Linked DNA regions of Homo sapiens: all the other regions are linked to region 3. The links are chromatin loops, found by intact Hi-C in ENCODE. Cell type or tissue: heart left ventricle. All regions are shown on one strand. Region 1 holds the start of SPTBN5 (spectrin beta, non-erythrocytic 5). Region 2 overlaps EHD4 (EH domain containing 4). Region 3 has its middle 35 kb from the start of PLA2G4D. Region 4 overlaps ZNF106 (zinc finger protein 106). Region 5 overlaps EHD4 (EH domain containing 4).

Region 1 (4,000 bases), 170 kb before region 3:
CGGCCTCCTTTTAGTGCCCATCTCCTTAGCCTGTCCCTTTCTTTCAGGTGACTCTGCCTCCCCCCATTTGCTGAGGCCTCCTCCCTCCTTCTCCAAGACAGGCCCTGCTCCTCTTCCCCACCTGCCGTCTTAGTCCCACATCTGGGCTCTGTTGGCTGGTTAACCATCGATCTTGCCTGGTAAATAATTCAGGGCCTCTGTTTCCTCATCTGTGAAATGAAAAGCCTAAGAGAACGCTAAGATTCTTTTGGCCTAGAATCCTGTGAGTCTCTCTTATGACAGACAGTGACATTTTCCACCCCAGTAGGGACCTGGATTGCTACTGCCATGGCCAGCTGGGTGCTCTCCAAGTCAGGGGTGCTGTGCGAGGAGGGCGTGGCTTCTGCTCCTCTGTGTCCCAGCCACTCCTCCTGTACTCAGGCCCCAGCTCCTCTGTTCTGCCCAGTGGCCTGGCGCAGGAAAGGTGACCCAGTAGTTCAGCCTGTCCCAGCTGCCTGCCCCAGCACCATCCCAGACCCCTTTCCCTGGGGCCCACCTTGGCCCTGAGGAAGGCCAGAGCTCGGCTGCTGTTCTCCAGGAAGTGCACACGCAGGCGGCCCCGGCTCGGGGGTGGCAGGGCCTCCCCTGAGATGAGCTCCAGCAGCCGCAGGAGGTGGATGCCGTCAGCCAGCTCTGTGTACAGGTTCCGGATCTTGATGCCCGCCTGGGGAGGGGACAGGGGTAAGTATGGGGTCAGCCCAGCCTCACCTGTCCTCCCATCCTGGGACCTGAGAGGTACGACCCAGAGCAGCTGCTTTGGAAGAAGGAGCTCTGGCCTCAGCTTGGCCTCAGGCAGATGACCCCACAGCTCACCCCGGAGGCCCACTGGCCAGAGCTGGGGGCCTGGTATGGGTGGGCTGTGGGTCACAGCTGGCTATACTCACCTGGCCGCACTGGAAGACGTTATTGATCCACTTGGTGAAAGTCTTCTCCTGCATCTGCATGTGCCGGGCCTGTAGCTTGCGAATGTGGCCCGTCTCGTACTGAGAGTCCATGGTGAGACTTGGACTGGGCGGGACCCGGAGTTCTGTGCTGGGCCTCCTGCTGCGGTGCCCTGCAGCCCCGAGGAGCTCCCGGGGACTGTGGGGCTGACCAGCCATCAGCCCTGCAGACTTTGGGGATGAGGAGCTGCTGGATGGCTCCCTAAACCTGGAGGGCATGCAGATTAGGGGATGATGTGAATGGAGATGGCCCCTCTACCAGGGGCCTGGGGTCCCGCCTTGCCAGACTGTCCTCACATTTCATGGGGGTTGCAGCTTGGAGCCCAGCCAGGTAAGGGCCAGTGCTTCTGGTCCCCTGTGCTTGAATGGCCCAGGGCCCCCTTTGCCCCACCCCACCTTCCAGATTCTTCTTCTCAGAGCCCCTGCTGCCAGGTCCCTCCACCACAGTGACTGGGACAGGTGGAAGGAAGACAGGAAACTGCTTACCTTGGTGATGCCTGGGTCCCACAGAGACGGCTCTGCTGGACGGATGGAGATGGTAGATAGCAGGGGCTGCTTACCTTGGTGATGCCTGGGTTCCACAGAGGCGGCCCAGCTGGACGGATGGAGATGGCAGATAGCAGGGGCTGTGGAGGGAGGGAGAGGGACATCAGGAGAGGCCAAGGCTGGAGCAGGGCTGCACCACAGCCCTCCCCTTGAGCCAGCGTGCTGGGGTGACGGCACACAGGCGGCATTGTCCTCCCACCTGCCACAGGGCGTGGCCCAGACAGGGAGGGGGTGGTTCAGGAATGCTCCAGGGCCATTGCCAGATGATGTCCTCCTTCATCATCCTCCCTTCCCCGCCAGCAACTTCTCCAACTCCAGGTGGGGGTCCTGGCTCCCAGGACGCAGAGGCCCATGGAGCGGCCCTGCCACCGCATGGGGTGCTGCAGTCTGCGTAGGAGGTACCAAAGGGCAGAGCCTCTGTGGGAAGCCTGTGGACGCACTTCCCAATCTGAGACTGCCCTCTGTACCCTCTTGGGGCCTCTCTGTGAGCACCCAGGGCGAGGGGATGAGGGAGCGTCCTGGGCCGTGGTCTTCTCATTCACCCCCAGGGAACAGCCCATAGACTGAGGGCCTCACAGACCCTGGGCTTGGCTTTCCAGGCCCTGCCAGAGTGCAGCCTGCCTAGCCCGGGGCTGAAGGGTAGGCTCCCTGGAGGAAGGGGTGACCTGGAACTGCGAGGGCTGTGGAGTCTCCTCCAAAATTAGAGACACGGTGTTAACTCTGGGCTCCACAGAGCTGGCCGTGGCCCGGGGCTCGGAGGCAGGGGTGCAGAGGGAGCTGGTGGGCGCCCATCCCTTCCTCCCCGAGCAGCCGTGGACTACATGCCAGAGTGAAGGCGAGTTCTAATTCTGGGGGTCTCACCCGCCTCTGGCTAAACTCAGGGTAGCAGTGTGGGCTGGGGTGTGTGTGTGTGGGTGTCTTCCAGCGGCCCTGGAGCCTCTGAAGCGACAGCCCGCTCCTCAGGGAGGCGCTCCTGGCAGCCACAGCCCACAGCAGGACAGCCGCTCAGCGCGCCCTTGAGAGCTGGGCTAGGGATGAGTCACACTTGAACCGCCTGGGCCCACTGCAGGCAGTCAGGGGTGACGCTGAGAGGTGCCGTGGTCTCGGGTGGGGTGCGGCTTCCTGCGTCTGAGAGACGCTTCCTCTCCTGCTGTCCTCTCCCTGCCAGGCCCCTTCTGCAGCGGCTGGCTTCCAGACACCCTGCGTCCCTCCCTTGCTCGCAGCAGTTGCTGTGGCGGTCCTCCCGTGCACCCCCCCTTCTGCCCTCACTGCCCCTGGGGGTCCTCATCACGGACCCCCTAACTCGGCATCCTGGACACCACCACCCCGCACCTTTCCACAGTGCAGCTCTGCTCGTGCCTGTGAAGCCTCCCACAGCCTGGGAAGGAAAATCCAGACTTGCCAGACCTTGCCTCAGCCAGGCCTTGGAAGCCTGCCAGCTTACCTAACCAGGCTAGTCTGCCCCCCTCACTCTGGGTGCTCTCCATGGGCCACTCACCATTTCCTGAGCAGGACCAGAGCTCTCCTGCCCCAAGGCTGGGCTTCAGCTGCTCTTTCAGCTTTGAACGTCCTTTCCCATTCTCCATCATCCACATTCACCTATCCTGCCTGCCCCAGTTAAAATCCTGTTTCTTCTAGGAAGTCCCTCATCCCACCCGCTTACCCCAGGGAGACTGAGCTTGTTCCTTCTCCTAGTAAGACCCTCAGCCCATGGAGTCCTGTGTGATGTTGTGAGCGTGGGAGGACAGACTGAACTGCTCGGCCCGTGGAGTCCTGTGTGATGTTGTGAGCGGGGAGGACAGACTGAACTGCGTGGTGCTTCGCACATAGACCTCAACAGGGATTGGCATTTTGAAGCTGTTGGCGGGGGCTGTGGACTGCTTTTCTTCCTTTCTAGCTCAACGGCAGCTAAAGCCACTGCATACAATGCAAGGACTGGCTCCTGTTTGGCCACGACTGATTGCAGCCCCTGGTGAAATGAGAACCCTGTGGGTCGGAACAAAGTTTGGATTATTTATGTTGCAAGTAACTAAAATCTCAAGTGAAACTGGTTTAAACATTATATTTTTATTATTTATTTATTTATATTTAATTCTTTTTTAGAGACAGGGTCTTCTTAGGTTGCCCAGGCTGGTCTTGAACTCCTGGCCTCAACGATCTTCCCACTTCAGCCTCCTGCATTGCTGGGATTATAGGTGTGAGCCACCATGCCTGGCTTACACAGTATAAAGGGAATGCATTGGCCCACACAGTGGAAAAAAATATCTAGTAGGAATAGGAAGGACTTCAGGTGAGGTTTGATCCAGCAGCTCAAATGTTGTCACCACAGGCCTGGATTCCTCTGGCCTTTCTCAAGGTCTCTTTCATTTTCATGCTCCACAAGATGGCTTCTGCCAGGCTGACCTCCCTCCCCTGACCCCAGCAGCTCTGGACACCCCTCTCAGTGCCATTTATATTGTTGCATCAATAGGCTC
Region 2 (4,000 bases), 160 kb before region 3:
CAGAATAAATATGAAAAGCCATAATTCCTGCTTTAAATGAGCTTATGTTGTAATGGAGGAAGGATACTCCAATTGTTTAAAAAAGGACTTGACATAACACAGTGAAAAGGATAACATGAAATCTATAAAGTCATTAGAAAGAAAAAAGCCAAGTCATTAAAAGGGAGAGAGGGGCCAGGCTCAGTGGCTCACACCTGTAATCCCAGCACTTTGGGAGGTCAAGGTGGGAAGACTGCTTGAGCCCAGGAGTTCAAGACCAGCCTGGTCATTAGACCCATATATATATATATACATATGTATGTGTATACATATATGTATGTGTGTATATATATGTATGTGTATATATATGTATGTGTATATATATGTATGTATATATATACATATGTATATATATATGTTAGGGAGAGGAAGGGAATAATCACATCAGATGGCTAAGGTTAAGGAAAACTACCGCCTGTATAAGGAGAAGAGCTCAGTTGCCCAGGGGGACCCCTGGGGACCCTCACTGTCTAAGGAGAGAAAACACTTGTTTATTGCAAGAGACAAACTTTCTGTGGCTCTGAACTGCGAGAGTTACCTAGAGCTTTACATGACAGGCTTCAAAGATCTGATGAAAAGTGTCTTCAACAGTAGTTTTATTAAATAAATGCAGAAATGTTCCAGGTATGGCAGGTTTTATATGTGAAGTATTTCTGTATGTACAGTTCTAGAGGGGGCCAAAGAGAGGCCATGCAGGTGTGCAATTTTCTGGAGATGAGGCAGGGAGATTTGCAAGGAAAAGTCAGACCTCGCTGTTTTGGACAGAAGCAATGTGACAGGCTGCTAGGAAAAAAAAAAAAAAACTTGGTGTTATCATAAATATCATGCTTTCTTGTAAAAAAAAAAAACAGAAAAAACTGGTAAGCAAAACTAAAAATTTAAAATAATTTATAATCTCATCATCTGGCAAAAACCTCTGCTAGCATATCTGGGCATGCATTTCTAGCCATTAACATACATACACACACACACACACACACACACACACACACACACACTGAAACAATACCACACTCTTAACAAATAATATGTCATATATTTCTGTGGTATTAATTTTTACATAACCTTTCTCTTAACAGTTACAGAATATTGAACTTAGACTGTAGAGCTGGGCCATTCTTAATTAACCCTGTCCCCTATAGCTGGACACACAGGTTGTTTCCAATAGAGAATCAAAATCATGGTCTCTAGGGTGGCAGGGCAGGAATTCTGGGCTGACATTTGGAAGGGGATTCCTGGGTGGTAGTTGGTGGGGGGACAGAGCTGAGAAATATCAGCTAAACGGGCTGACATTTCTCTAGGGAAGGGACTCTGACATATTCTCAGGAAGTAAAGTCAGCAGCCATCAAACCATGCAAACCCAGCGTGTGGCCCCTGCTCAGCTCAGAGCAGCGGGTACTGCAGGCCGGGTCTCTCAAACGCAGTCACTAGCATGTCACTCCTGACATCAGCACCAAACAATGCGGCCTGCACTTCGGGCTCCTGCCACCAACATCTCAATGGGCCAAGGAGATGGAAAAGAGAACGCTAAGCAGGTGGAGGAGCAGGCGTCCCCCACAAAAATCCCAGTGCTGCTGGGTCAACGAGTTTGGATTCCCCGGGTGCGTGAACACCTACCCCATTTCCTTAAGAATGAGCCTGCGCTCAGAGCGCACACAGAGCCCCTGTGTCTGGCCCAGCAGACAAAGGAGGGTGATGCCTGCCCAAACTTCCCACCAGCCTGCAGGGGCCGTGGATTCCGACTGCAGAGCTCTGGAAAACTGGCAGGGGGAGTGGCCGCATATTTGCAGGGGTGGACAGGAGGCAGCAGTTATTCCTGTCCTGGGAGGCAGGCAAGAAATAAACCCTCCATTCTCATCCCTGTGGTCCCCCCCAGGCTTGACCGGGGACTGCGGGGGCACCAGTTAAACCATCATCATGTCACTCCTGACATCAGCACCAAACCATCATCATCCCTGCCCTCTGCCACGGTGAGTCCAAAACAGTTCTTATTGGGATGAATACACACTGGGGAACTTAAAGGTATTTGCCCATCAACAGTTGTATCCACTAAGCCAGGACCCTGGAATTGCTCCCTCTCAAGAGGCAAAGGTCAGTTCCCAGCCCCGTCTCTGGTGGGGCTGTCCCTTGCCCATTAATTGCCAACATTAACCAGAAGAGTTTTCAAATCCACCAGAGGGTCTGAGCAGATGGGGCTGACTCTGCTGCCCTCTGCTGTTGAAATGCTGCCAACTCATGAGCTGAGGGGTCCAAATTCTCCTTCCAGTCAGAGGAGCAGAGTCAGCAGTAACGGTGGCCCTTCGGGTGCTCATCTTGTCCTGCAGTATTAACACTGTGCTGTCAGTCACGGTCCCTCCCCAGAGCGTGCCAGGCACGCACAGGCAGCCACACAGGTGGGTTGCAGGGCCTGTCCCAGCTCAGGGAAGGGCCTTCAGAATACACTCTCCTCTCACTGCTACAGCTAAGAGTCACTCTGACCAGCTGGCTCCATGAGAGAACAGGGAGAATAACAACCTAAAGCTGGCATCAGCGAGCTCTCTGCGTGACCCTGATATGTGCAAAGATCACAGTGTGGTCACTTCTAAGCGTATGTCCCCCCTCTGTCAAGGCCTATGTTACAGAGGATGTTAGACTTTAACAGCCTCAGGGATGGGACAGGCCCTAACCCACACACGCGCCCCTCAAAGCTTCCGGTGACAGCAAGCTAGCTTGCAGTATCAGGTGACACTAAGCATTCCTGACAGGCTCCAGGCTGCCTTGTTCCTTGGGGATTCTCCGAAGGAATGGGGTGATGTGACTGGGCCTCAGCCTACTTCCCAAGGAGGCCTCTTCCTGCAGCTTCTAGGGGTTGGCACGGGGAACCCCTGGTCTATAAGCCCTGTGGGAATCGAGGCTGCGTCAGGGCCTGAGAGCCTGCTGTGATATGGCCTTACACTAACTTACTAATTCACTTGGCTTGTGTGAATTGAGCACTCACCACGTCCTAGATGCTGGGGATATGGCAGTGAACAGGGCATGGGTCACTGACCTCATGGAGCCACAGACTTACGTGGGAGAGAGATACTAAATATCAGACATCAGATAATTCAATTACATGGAAGCACAACAGTGCTCATATTGTAACAAGAAACATGTGTCCTTACAGTGGGGTTGCTGTCAATTATTTTTACCCCCATTTGTTCATTTTTTCTGTTTTTTGACAGGGTCTCCTCTGTCGCCCAGGCTGGAGTGCAGTGGCGTGATCATGGCTCATAGCAGCCTCGACCTCCGGGCTTAAGCCATCCTCCCACCTCACCCTCTCAACTGGCTGGGAACACAGGCATGAGCCAACCACACCTGGCTAATTTTAAAATATTTTAATGGATATCGGGTCCCACTATGTTGCCCAGGTTGTTCTCCAACCCCTGGACTCAAGCAGTCCTCCCATTTCAGACTCCCAAAGTGCTGGGATTACAGGCGTAAGCCACTATGTCCAGCCTCATTTGTTCATTTTTTTGTGTTGATTTATTCCAGGGGCCTAGAACAGTGATAGCAGCAGGAGGCAGAAAAATGCTGAGGCAGATAGGGGTGGGTCTCCAGTGAAACCCTATCTTCAAGCCAAAGGCAGTTTAAAGCCTGCAGGCCAAGCTACAAGTCAAATCCATGGACTGGATTGAGAACCTGTCTTTCCATTTGGCTGCTTTTCTTTGATTGATCCTCACCCTTCACCTATTTTACATATACCTACCCTTCCCTAATTGTTTTTACACTGTTATGTCCACCTTTGACTGGTGCCTTTGTTTTAACCTTTTTTGCATACTCACAAATCAATCAGCATGCACTCCTCTATCCTGTGCCTATAAAAACCCCAGACTCAGCCACACTGGGGAGATGACCTGACTTCAGGAGAGACAACCCAATCTTCCCATCCCCTCTTCACTGAGAGTTGTTTTGTTGCTCAGTAAAATCCTCCACCCTCATC
Region 3 (4,000 bases):
AACTCACAGGTTTGACACAAGGAAGATTCTGGGAAGTTGGAGAAGAACAGAACCTGGGATTGGCAGCGGCCAGGGCTGTTTGTCCTGCCCTTGTCTCCTCTGTCCCCCTTCACCCACTGGCCTCACTCTCTCTTTCTGTAGACAGCCCTCCTCCAGTGGTGGGGATACAGCCCCTGGCAGCCCAGGCTCAGCCACCCCAACATCAAGGGAGAAATTTTTTCAACAGGAATCTTTCTAATAGGGAAGGGCTCAGATGGGCTTGCTCAAGTTAGGTGTCTGCCCCCCGAGGCAATCCCCAGTGGCAAGGAGATGACACACTGAGATAGGCCAGTCCTGGTCACACCCTCTCTCCTAGGGCTGCTGGACAGGAGTTGTCAACAGAGAAGAGTGACAGGAACACTTACTTGGCAGGCACAAATCACAGGTTGCTGTGCTCCACTATGCAGATGATGACACCCTCAGATTTTTTCTCTTTAGTAAACTCTTAAAACTAGACATATACACAGAAAACTGCATGAATTATGAGTGTGCAGTGTTTATTCACAAGAGCAAGGACATAGAATCAACCCAGGCACCCATCAAAAGTAGATTAAAGAAAATGTGGTGCATATACACCATGGAATACTACACAGCCATAAAAAAGAACAAAATCGTGTCCTTTGCAGTACCATGGATAAGGCTGGAGGCTGTTACCTTAATTGAATTAACACAGAAACAGAAAACTAAATACTACGTGTTCTTACTTGTAAGTGGCAGACACAAAGATGGGAAAAATAAACACCGGGAATTCCAAAAGCGGGGAGGGAGAGAGTGGGAGAAGGGTGGACAAACTGCCTATTGGGTACTATGTTCGCTACTTGGGTAGGGCCCAAACCTCAGTACCATGCGATATACCCATGTAACCCCAAACCTGTACATGTACCCCCAGAATCTAAAATTTGTTTTAAAAAAGAAAATAAATATGTATAGAAATAGCAGAATGTAAGATACCTTTAAGTTCACCTTTCAGAGATAACACTGATGATGTTATCAGCATTTATTATTTTCTTTAAGGATCTCATTTCTATTTATTTATTTATATATATATATTTTTTAGAGACAAGGTCTCACTCTGTTGCCCAGGTTGGAGTGCAGTGATGCAGTCATAGTTCACTGCAGCCTCAAACTCCTCAGTTCAAGTGATCCACCTGCTTTGGCCTCCCACAGCGCTGGAATTACAGGCATGAGCCAGCACACTCGGCCAAGAATCTCATTTTTTAGCCTCACTTTTAAAAAATAAAATAGAAAGTATACTGCATAAAGAAAAAAAATGTGCAGCTTCATTAAGTTTCCCTTTTGAATACACCCATGTAACAAGCATCCTGATGGAGAAACAGAACGTCACCAGCATCCTAGAAACCTTCCTTGGCTTCCTTCCAATCATGGCACACCTGTCTTCCAAAGGTAAATGCTATCCTGATTTCTGCTACTGTAATTAGTTTGATCAGTTTTGGCACTTTATACCAATGCAACTGTTCAATATTTTATTCTTCCATGCCTTGCTTCTTACATTCAACATTATGTTTATGAAACCCATCCATACTGTGTGTAATACAGAGTGTTTGTTTTCACGGCTGCATAATATTCCATTGCATGAATACTCCAAACATTATTTGCCCATTTTACTGTTGATAGACACCCTGGCCGTGAAGAGGAAAGTCCCAAGTGCCATTGGGTTGTGACAGTACTGTGAGAGACTTTACCTAGGCATTTATGTCTTTGAATTTTGCTTTGAATCATGTTCTTCTTTGAATATATGTGTAAATGCTGGCTGCTAATTAATATATAAGGTTGTCACATGAGTTTAAAAGCATTATTTCAGCCAAGCGCAGTGGTTCATGCTTGTAATCCCATCACTTTGGGAAGCTAGGCAGAAGAATTGCTTGAGCCCAAGAGTTCAAGACCAGCCTAAGCAACATAGCAGGACTTCTATAAATAAGAGCGTATTTTGTGGAAAGTTTTACGGAGTGACGAGTATGCTCTGTGCTCTTGGGGACCACTACTCCAGGCAATTAATTGTCCTGGCAACACCGTCACTTGGCAACACAGCCCCCTGGTGGCAGCCACCTGAACTGCAATCTTACCTCAGAAAAAGTTAATTGCTGTTTTTCAAACCGGGCATTATAGCAAGTGTCACAACCCAGGACATAATTTATACTTAGACCAGTAATCATTTATGTGAATAAAAGTGCTCCATCTCCATGGCATTGTATCTAATCAGGATACAAGTCCATCTCTAAAATAATGATAAAAATTTTTTAAAGAACTACCATTTATCAAGTACTTCCTGTGTCTGGTACCGTGCCACACCCTTCACATACAGTATTCAGCGTCATCCCTCCAGCAGTGCTGCGGAGTGGCCATTGTTGTCACCTTTTAGAGACAAGGAAGCAGAGGCTTGCAGATGTTCAGGAATCATCTCAAGGTAAATGGAGCCAGGATGGCTTCTCCCACAATCATGATCTCCTCTGCCCCCTGCGATTGGAGGCACCTGGCTGTTCCACGCTCACTCAAGGTTCATTCCCACAGACCAGCCCCCACCCCGAGGAGGGCTGGAGTCAGAGAAGAGCTCACTTTTTCTCCTGTGGCTCTCTGCTGGGAGGCACGTACTTCTAGTTCCTCTTCCCTCGTCCATACCGCCCAGGTGGACAAGTCGTTTTTCTGCTAGTAGAAGCCCAAGGCATTGTTCGGGGCACATTGTACTAGCGCCTGGGATTCATGTGGGTGTCTTCCCCATCTTTCTGTGCCCAGGCAGTGTCAGGTTGGCCTGTCCTCCGCCCCTCCTTGACTGCTCATGACCAGGTGGCAGGTAGAATAACCAACTTGCCCCACTTTGCCCAGGACCTTCTCCATTTTTGCACTGAAAATCTCCCATCTCAGGAACCCCCTTGGCTCCAAACAAGCTGCCTTTCCCCCTGGATCTTGGGAAAGTCAGGCCCAAATTGCACCACAGATTCAGCTGTCCTAGATCCTGTGAGAGGATGAGAAACTCGTTAGGCCTCCTGGCTTATGATGCACTGGCCAATCCAGCAAACCAGAGCTCTGCGTTGGGATTGAGGATTAACAGGTGCTTGTCCTGCCTGTGAAAACAGTCCTTGGCAGCATGTAGGGTAGTCCAGCATGTGACTTCTGCAGGCAGGTGGCCTGGATTCAGATCCTGGCTCCACCTCCTGCTGGCTCTGTGGCCTTGAGCAGGTTATTTCACCAACCTGACCTCAGAACCCAACGCTTAGCACAGCACATACCTCACTGTGGCTGTTGTGAAAATTCAATGTGAAAATGCAGATGCTTGGAAGCATTCAGCCCACAGGTCGTGCGCCACAAATGACAGCCCTTGCCATTCCCTTTGCTTCTTCAGCTGCCAAACTGCCTCCCAAGTTCTGATCCTAAGACTTACTTATTTTTAGTATGAAATGCTTCATAAATACAAAGGAATATATATCACACATTCATATATAAAATGTGAAGAGTAACAAAATATATACCAATGTACTCAAACCTCCTCTCCTTCAGCTTAAAATAGAATATTACTGACCAGTCATAGTGGTTCACACCTGTAATCTAGCAGGTTTGGGAGGCCAAGGCAGGAGAATCGCTGGAGGCCAAAAGTTTGAAACCGGCCTGGGCAACATGGCAACACCCCACCTCTACAAAAAAATACAAAAATTAGCAGATGGTGGGGGGTGGTGTGCACCTGTGATCCCAGCTACTTGGAAGGTTGAGGTGGGAGGATCGCTTGAGCCTGGGAGGCAGAGGTTTCAGTGAGCTGAGATCATGTTACTGCACTCTAGCCTGGGTGACAGTGAGACCCTGTCTAAAAAAAAAAACAAAAGAAGAAGAAGATTACCAATGCTTTTGTATATCCCTCTAATCATAACCTTCCCTGTAATGATAATGAATCTGAATTTTGCCATTTCCTCACTTGAACGTATCATTTCTTCACTTTTTGTTATATGTTTAC
Region 4 (4,000 bases), 410 kb after region 3:
CAAAAAAAAAAAAAGAAAAAAAAGAAAGAAAGAAAAGAAAAAAGATCCACAGGCACAGGATTAAGGTAATAGCCCCAAATGCATTCCTTCTCATGTATTAGGCTTCTATTTAGGCCTTGTATATTAATCAGTATTATATTTTTAAAGGCTGGGTTGGTTGGAGGGGAGGGGGGACTCATGGTTAAACACATGTGGAAAACATTGAATAATACAAAAAATATGACCAGGTGTAGTGGCTCACACTTGAGGCCAGGAGTTCAAGACCGGCTGGGCAACACAGTAAGACTCCATCTCTATTATACACATATATTTAACTCCAGGGCTTCTCAGTATTTTATGTTAATGGGCCTCAGGATACTCAGGGATACCTTACACAGCTTTTCCCCATACTCAAGTCACTTAGAACCTTTTCTCCTCCATAGTTTATTTGGAGAAACCAGAGTTACACTAGTTTGGGAAATTGGAGACAAGCATGGCTTCAACACCAATTGTTCATAGTCCTATCTGAAAATAAGTATCAGTTATCCCTTCCAACTAACCCATTTTGTTACTTTCTTAAGTCATACCACTCACTTAAAGCAGGCCATTCCCTTGCTTTAAAAAAAAATAAAAAGGCAAAAAATAAAAATAAAAACTACAACCAGCTTTTCCTTTTTTTAAAAAAAAGGAAAATAAATAAAAACTACAATCAGCTTTTCCTAGGGCAGGAGTAGATAATTCCAGCCCTTCATTTAACTTCATTATGATCATGGAAAAGTATGAAGAGATAAAAGTATGTTTGAAACCAGAGTAGCAGAGCCAGAAAGATTTAAAATGGCAAAATCACAAAATCATGGTATCACAAGATAGGGCTGCTATTCTATGAAACTCTGATATCACATCTCTGAACAGCAGCCTTTCCATCTCACATCTTCTCCCTACCTCTGTCCAACGTGAAAGTAGTCATAAGGAATTCTGACTTATTGACAATTTGTATAAACCTTCATCAAATTTTTAAAACTAGAAGAGCATTCTTCTATTTTTGTAAACAGTAGCAGGTATATTATTAAACATGATTTTTAAATCTCACTAATTTTTCCATCACTAACAGAAATCTAGATAGAAAAAAAAATAGTATCCACCCAAGTCTACTTGGTGGATCATAATCGACCCTTCAGTCTGGCATCCAACACTGTTTATCAACTATCTTCACTTAATTACAAATTACAGTCCTGCTATTCCCAAGGCAAAACTGTTTTAATCAGATGAGCCTTCTTGCCAACTCCTAGAACTGTCATACTCCATTCCATTTGTCTCTGTACATGTTGTTCTCCTACCCAAAATATCTCTTCCTCGTTTCTCTTAAACCATCGTTACTCTAGACACTTTTCAAAGTTTACCACTTCCACTCACACTTCCCTGGCTAACCTAGCCCATGATCCTCCCAGTTCTCTGCATTTCCAGTAACAATCAAGAGCATCTTAAAAGCAAAGAGAATAAATTCCTCAGTATTTAAACTAGCAGCACTACTCTGAAAGCAAATGATAAAGGCAGGTAAAGGCAAAAAGTGACACAAATTGCAGCCAATTTTAGGTCCTAAAAAGATGTTTTGGCCGGGCACAGTGGCTCATGCCTGTAATCCTAGCACTTTGACAGGCCCGAGGCAGGTGAAAAACCTGTGGTCAGGAGTTCAAGACCAGCCTGTGCAACATGGTGAAACCCTGTCTCTACTAAAAATACAAAAATCAGCCATACCCAGCAGCACATGCCTGTAATCCCAGTTACTTGGGAGGCTGAGGCAGGAGACTCACTTGAACTGGGGAGGCAGAGGTTGCAGTGAGCTGAGATTGCGCCACTGCACTCCAGCATAGGCAACACAGTTAAGTCTCCATTTCAAAAAAAAAGTTTTACTTTGAGCAACATCCCCACCTTGTGGACATCTAGGATATTGTTAATACCATTTCTGCTGTGCTGCATTTTTCACAAGCATAGGCATAAACAGATTGTAGGTACATATAATAGATGCTATATCCTTAGCTAATCAAAAAGTACATGATTTTAAAATTACAGAAAGCAGTATGACTTCAAATAACCTTGGAATTTTAAGGTATCTTCCCTATAACTGGTTACTAAATTTCTGTGTCATCTAGTTTTGAATACGCTCAAATTCTGGATGGACAGAAGTTTAATAATACAGGTACTGGCTTTAGGAGGCAGTAACGAGAAAGAAACCAGTGGAATGAGACTATGGTTTAGGAAAGAAAAGAAGCATAAATAAGACATTGTCAAAGCTTTTCCTATTAATAACATATGTCTATTAATATTAATAACATCTATTAATAACATGTCTCTTTAAAAAATAGTCATAAAGCCTCAGATTCTCCCTCTTCCATTATTACCTTTTTTGAGCTGTACACGATGTGGCATAATATGCATTTTCGTTCTCGTACCATAGTGACCAGATCTGAAGCACTCAACGTCACAGCTGCAATGAGGAAGTAACATTTAGTAACCTTTTCTCCTCAGTACCTTCTTACATTCATCTTCACATAACCAAAATTACAAGTCTTATCTTCCTCACCTCCACCTTGCTCCTCCCCCAGATCTTTCCGTTTCCAGGTGCATAGGGTAAACATTTTGGGAGCCATCCTTGATCCTTCTTTTTCACCCCATATCCACCCTCATTAGGAAATTGTCAGACCTACCTTGCTATATAGCCAAATTCCAACACTTCTCACCACCCAGCACATCTCTCATCCCACACGGCATTACCCTACTACTGAAACGACTCCTTCCTTCTGCTCTTGTCCTCTCACAGCTGATTCTCAAAACAGTGTTTTGAGAGTAGCCAAAGATTCTTAGAATAAGATTCTTTTAAAGTTTAATTCAGAATGGACAGGTGCAGGGGCTCACGCCTGTAATCCCAGCATTTTGGGAGGCCGACGCGGGCAGATCACGAGGTCAGGAGTTAGAGACCAGCCTGGCCAACATGGTGAAACCCCGTCTCTACTCAAAATACATAAATTAGCTGGGTGTGGTGGCAGGTGCCTGTAATACCAGCTACTCAGGAGGCTAAGGCAGAATTGCTTGAACCCAAGAGCGGAGGTTGCAGTGAGCTGAGATTGCACCACGGCACTCCAGCCTGGGCGACAGAGCAAGACTCCAACTTTGAAAAAAAAAAAAAAAACAAGTTTAAGTTAGAACATATACAGGTTGAAAATTCCAAATCTAAAAATCTGAAATCTGAAATCTGAAATGATCCAAAACCGGAAACTTTTTGGGTGTCAACATGATGCTCAAAGGAAATGCCCGCTGGAGCAGTTTAGATTTGGAATGTTCCGATTTGGGATGTTCAGCCAGTAAGTACGCAAATATTCCAAGATCCGAAAAAATCTGAACTCCACAACACTTTTGGTCCCAAGCATTTCGGATAAAGGAACTCAACCTGTATGTAATTCCTCTGCTCAGAATTTCCCAATGGCGTCCATCTCACTCACAGAAAACCTAGTCTTTGCCATGGCTACAATATCTGTTTCTCTCTTCCTCTCCGAATCATTCGCATGCCCTCCCGTTCTTCCTCTATCATTCTGGTGCACTTGCATTCCCCTCGTTGCTATTCTTTGTTCACATCACAGATCCTCCCACCTTTGCACCTCTACATTTTCTGTTCTCTGCCTGGAATATTCTTCCTTAAAAAGTCCTTATGGTTCCCGTGGCTCATTCATTTCCATCAGGTATCTAAAATATTGCCTTATGGGAGAGGCCCTGCCTAACCCTCTACATAATATTGCACTTTCTGACACCCCACCTCTCCACATAGTTCCAGTTTCTCTATTCCCCTATTAACCTGCTTAATTTTTTATAGCACTGTGGTAGATCATGTTTCCATAGAAGGCCTCAACAATATCTGCTACCCCATGTGCTCTTTTGCAATGTGATCTTGCCACCATCCATGAAAAGGTGGATGGAGTCTGTTTCCCCTCCCTGTGAACTATTTTGATCAATAAAATGTGGCAGAAGT
Region 5 (4,000 bases), 140 kb before region 3:
GCTTCCATTTATGGGCTCAAGCACTGACACACACACATCCACAGTAGCTCAGGGCTGCTGACTGAGTTATTTTTAGAGCCCTGCCGAGGACTAGGCAATACCAGGATCTTCATGATCCATTATATCATGATTCTCACACGCTTTAGCCTGAATCCATTTGGTGCACAAAAAATGCCTCATTTCTTTACAGGAGAATTTTTTTTTTTTTTTTTTGAAATGGAGTCTTGCTTTGTCGCCCAGGCTGGAGTGCAGTGGCACGATCCTGGTTGACTGCAACCTCCAACTCTTGGGTTCAAGTGATTCTCCTGCCTCAGCCTCCTGAGTAGCCAGGATTACAGGCGCCCACCTCCACGCCCAGCTAATTTTTGTATTTTTTGTAATTTTTTTGTAATTTTTTTTGTAATTTTTGTATCCAGCACTTGCTGAAGTTACCCTCCAAGCCCAGAGTAGATGTGGCCAGTATCACTCTTTAGTACATGTGTCTCAGTCTTGGAGACACACACACACACACACACACACACATCATTGGACACAATGAGATCTGTGTCAGAGTGTAAGTGTGAACTACATATACATTCATATACATTTAAAAGGGAGGACTTTCCTTTCTGCTCATTGAGTTATTAGCCTAGAGAAAAACTGTCATTTTGTCATTTTGATGACATTTAGTAGAGACGGGGTTTCACCATGTTAGCCAGGCTGGTCTCGAACTCCTGACCTCAAGTGATCTGCCCGCCTTGGTTTCCTGAAGTGTTGGGATTACAGGTGTGAGCCACCGTGCCCAGCCTATAGACAAGAAAGCCAGGCTGTGCACATCACATGTGACTGAGAAGAGTCTACATTTGAAAGAATAAGCTAAATTCCACAGAACTACAGTGAACCTTGAAAATCACTGACCTCTCCTCTTCTTTCTCAGTTTTACTTGTTTCTTCCTCAAATGTTGCCTCATTTTTGTTGAGCAAAGATCTCCAAATGGGTGACAGCCTTTCCTATTCTTGGGCAATACGCTTCTAAAGGGTGGGGTCTGATAGTGAACTTGCATTGTTTGGGATTTGTATGAGTCTAATTTCTTTAATTTGGCTATTTTAATTATAGCTGAATAAAAGTAAATGACATGTTCCAAACCCTTTTTTGGGCTTTCCCAAAACAGCTTCCTTTAAAGAATCATGAAATGAACCCTGATTGGCATCTCAGAGTGTGAGCCGTCTTCCAAGAAGGATGTCTACTGAGATTGTAAGAAGTGATCTTTGAGGCTAACCAAAAACCCACTCTAAAGTTTCCCTGTTCCTTAAATACAGAGATGTGAAAAAAATATACAAACAGAAAAAGAAGGGAAATAAACTTCAAGAGCTCTTTGGGAAGAGTATCTATCTACTTTTCATATTATTAAAATGTCACCTTTATGACACTTCGAGTTTGATTAAAACGGCGCACTTGCTTTATCTGGATGGGCCATGAATCCTGGTTAATTATGGTGTTCTATAAATAAACATACTCCACAACCCAACTCAGACTTGACATCTCTTAGCTGACATCTGAAAACTTACCCTTTGCATGTTTTCAAAGTGTCAGCTTGATAAACCTAAACTTTGTAGGGTTTCTGTGGATGGAGACTTTTATGGAATAAATAGATTAACAGATCAGTGCAGAAAACAAGGACACAGGGAGGAGGTACTGTAGCTGCTGTTCACTCCCGATTTCAGGTGACTGCTTTCTGGACTGAGGTGTCACACTGACCGAGGTTTGAACGTATACTTTGCAGCTTACAGGCTGTGAAGCCTCGGGGACATAACTTCACCTTTCTGAGCTTCCGTTCCCTCAGGTGGGAAATGAGGACAAAAATGCCCAACTGTGTAGTTGTCAACAGGATCAAACAAAAAAACACACATAATGCAGACTACAGAGCTTTGGAACAGTTGGTGTGAAAAAGGAAAACTGGATCAAGAGAAAGGTTAATAAACCAAAATAAAAGCACTTTTGGAAAATATAAACACTCCAAAAAGAAAAACTCAGGTAAGCATCTGTCCATTTAAGCAGAAACAAGTTCAGCGGTGGAACATGAAACTGCAGGTGGCGTGAGGTCAATGTCATGAGTTAGTGGCCAAGGCCGCCGTGCTGAGTCCGGCTTCTCCTCCGGGTGAGCCCGCTTCCTGTCCCCGTTCCTCAGCATGGCACTGCCCACGAGCAACTGGCACTGAGAAGCTCCGGCTGCAAATACCCATACTTCAAACATTTTCCTTTGTGAAAAGGAACAAGCCAGATACTATTCTTAGGAAGAAAAAAACCACAAGCCTTTTTCCTGCAAGTAAGCTCAGCAAGTTTGACCGTCCCCCACTCCCTGCATCCACACAAGGGTTTTCATTATTCACAGTGTCAGAATACAGAGCAGCGTTCTGTGCCTCCAAACCCAGGCCGCGCTGGCCCGTTCAGAGGGCCCGAGGCTCAAGGATGGCAGGGAAGCTCTACGGGTTAAGGCGCTTGGCATTTCCAGCGAGCTTTCTGCTCCTTATTTATTTATTTATTTATTTATTTATTTATTTATTTATTTGAGACAGAGTCTCACTCTGTCGCCTAGGCTGGAGTGCAGTGGCACGATCTTGGCTCACTGCAACCTCCACCTCCTGGGTTCAAGCGATTCTCCTGCCTCAGCCTCCTGAGTAGCTGGGATTACAGGTGCCTGCCACCATGCCTGGCTAATTTTTGTATTTTTAGTAGAGACGGGGTTTCAATATGTTGGCCAGACTGGCCTTGAACTCCTGACTTTGTGATCCACCCGCCTCCGACTCCCAAAGTGCTGGGATTACAGGCGTAAGCCACCGTGCCCGGCCTCCTTATTTATTTATATGACTGAATACAGCAGCATCTCCAGTCACTGGGTCTTCATTTACCAATAACTGGTAAATGAAGAATGTCCATGAGCATTTAAAAATAGTTTTAAAAAATCTCAAAATCTGCAAAGGCTATGACATGAGTCACCAACTTTGGTTATAAACTAATGTGGGGTGTCACACACCTTGAAGGTTGTTCAGTTGTACCTGCTGGAGAAAGGAAACACCACAAACCAAGGGATCACCGAGTGGAAAAACAGCCTTCCTGCTACCAAGCATTAGGCCCAGGACAAGGGCGAGGGCAAAATCATTTCAGGAGAGCTGCACGTAAGTGGATTTACAAACTAGTTAGCACATCTGCCTTGCAGAACTGGAGCAAAAATGGCTTGTAGCTCTGGAAAGGAAGCCACTTGGACCAGGAAGAACAGATAAAGAAGGATGACTCACACAAGCACCACACCACTGCAGGTTAGCTGAGCCATATGGGAGGAATGCATGCACACGCACTGGGACACACGTGACAGAGAGGGACACAGGACATCGAGGTCCTGTGTGAGGGGCAGCAGCAGCCAGGACGGTGTTTGTTTTCACCCAGGCAAGAGGCTGCCCAGTGAGCACACTGGCACGAGGACAGGCTGCTAATGAGCAGCAAGAAGGAGGAAGAATTGTCCCCACCTTGGCTGTCCCCATCAGGGAAGCCCTCCCTGCCTCCTGGCCAGGCACGTAGTCACCCTTCCCAGAGCACTCATGGCAGCATCCATACCATGACTGGCACATAGCCAATCACCCAGGGAGCTTTACACACACACACACACACACACACACGCGCATGTTTACACACATGCATATTCACACAAGGCCATGTGTGCACGCACACCCCTATATCCGAGGCTCTGGGGCAGGGCCTGGGAATGTATGTTGCTTCTGATGATCAGCCAGGTTTGAACTTCACTAGGACTAGATAAAACTCTAAAGGCACTTCCAGCATTAGAGGACAATGATTTTATGAAACATGCACATATTTTTTAAAGAGCCATTTTTTTCTCTGTATTTTCTCTTGGAGGAGGGATATGCTTTTCTCTCTTTGGAGACATGAATTGACTCTGTCACTTGAGGGATGTCAGCAGGTCACCTCTCACTGCCCCATTGGGCACACACTCCTGGGGCTGCTG

The links. A loop is a pair of places that touch in the nucleus more often than their neighbours do. Peaks named below come from ENCODE experiments on the same cell type or tissue, not always from the same donor. Only the 100,000 strongest peaks of a DNase experiment are listed, where the experiment ranks them.
Region 1: it touches region 3 in a loop (2.6-fold over the local background); 11 of 110 quality-filtered maps call a loop at or near these places.
Region 2: it touches region 3 in a loop (2.4-fold over the local background); 13 of 110 quality-filtered maps call a loop at or near these places.
Region 4: it touches region 3 in a loop (4-fold over the local background); 18 of 110 quality-filtered maps call a loop at or near these places.
Region 5: it touches region 3 in a loop (2.8-fold over the local background); 16 of 110 quality-filtered maps call a loop at or near these places.

The regions. Positions count from the first base shown.
Region 1 is chr15:41,892,359-41,896,358 of GRCh38, forward strand. SPTBN5 (spectrin beta, non-erythrocytic 5) reads right to left here and starts at 1,695. Exons shown (of 68, transcript NM_016642.4): 1 at 1,541-1,695; 2 at 924-1,188; 3 at 536-703. The coding sequence starts at 1,139. EHD4 (EH domain containing 4) reads right to left here. Exons shown (of 6, transcript NM_139265.4): 6 at 3,575-4,000. It overlaps LOC105370792 (a long non-coding RNA gene), which reads left to right and starts at 419. Exons shown (of 4, transcript NR_135681.1): 1 at 419-720; 2 at 2,869-2,978; 3 at 3,222-4,000. RefSeq lists an enhancer at 480-539. In heart left ventricle, a CTCF peak has its summit at 2,482; DNase peaks (open chromatin) are centred at 399, 2,583 and 2,953; H3K4me3 peaks cover 2,630 bases; H3K27ac peaks cover 3,193 bases.
Region 2 is chr15:41,902,455-41,906,454 of GRCh38, forward strand. All of the region lies in intron 5 of EHD4 (EH domain containing 4), which reads right to left. Among named protein-coding and RNA genes, the nearest start is that of SPTBN5, 10 kb to the left of the region's middle. RefSeq lists enhancers at 1,170-1,674, 1,675-2,178, 2,500-2,569. In heart left ventricle, a CTCF peak has its summit at 2,261 (motif pointing left); a DNase peak (open chromatin) is centred at 2,338; H3K27ac peaks cover 895 bases.
Region 3 is chr15:42,057,800-42,061,799 of GRCh38, forward strand. No RefSeq gene overlaps it. Among named protein-coding and RNA genes, the nearest start is that of PLA2G4D, 35 kb to the right of the region's middle. In heart left ventricle, CTCF peaks have their summits at 2,097 (motif pointing left) and 2,299; a DNase peak (open chromatin) is centred at 2,093.
Region 4 is chr15:42,469,858-42,473,857 of GRCh38, forward strand. ZNF106 (zinc finger protein 106) reads right to left here. Exons shown (of 22, transcript NM_001366845.3): 2 at 2,379-2,464. The coding sequence starts at 2,432. Among named protein-coding and RNA genes, the nearest start is that of ZNF106, 19 kb to the right of the region's middle. In heart left ventricle, CTCF peaks have their summits at 1,919 (motif pointing left) and 2,122; a DNase peak (open chromatin) is centred at 1,804; H3K27ac peaks cover 1,552 bases.
Region 5 is chr15:41,914,591-41,918,590 of GRCh38, forward strand. The region is part of intron 4 of EHD4 (EH domain containing 4); the gene reads right to left. Among named protein-coding and RNA genes, the nearest start is that of EHD4-AS1, 4.8 kb to the right of the region's middle. RefSeq lists an enhancer at 3,121-3,415. In heart left ventricle, a CTCF peak has its summit at 2,059; a DNase peak (open chromatin) is centred at 2,141; H3K27ac peaks cover 4,000 bases.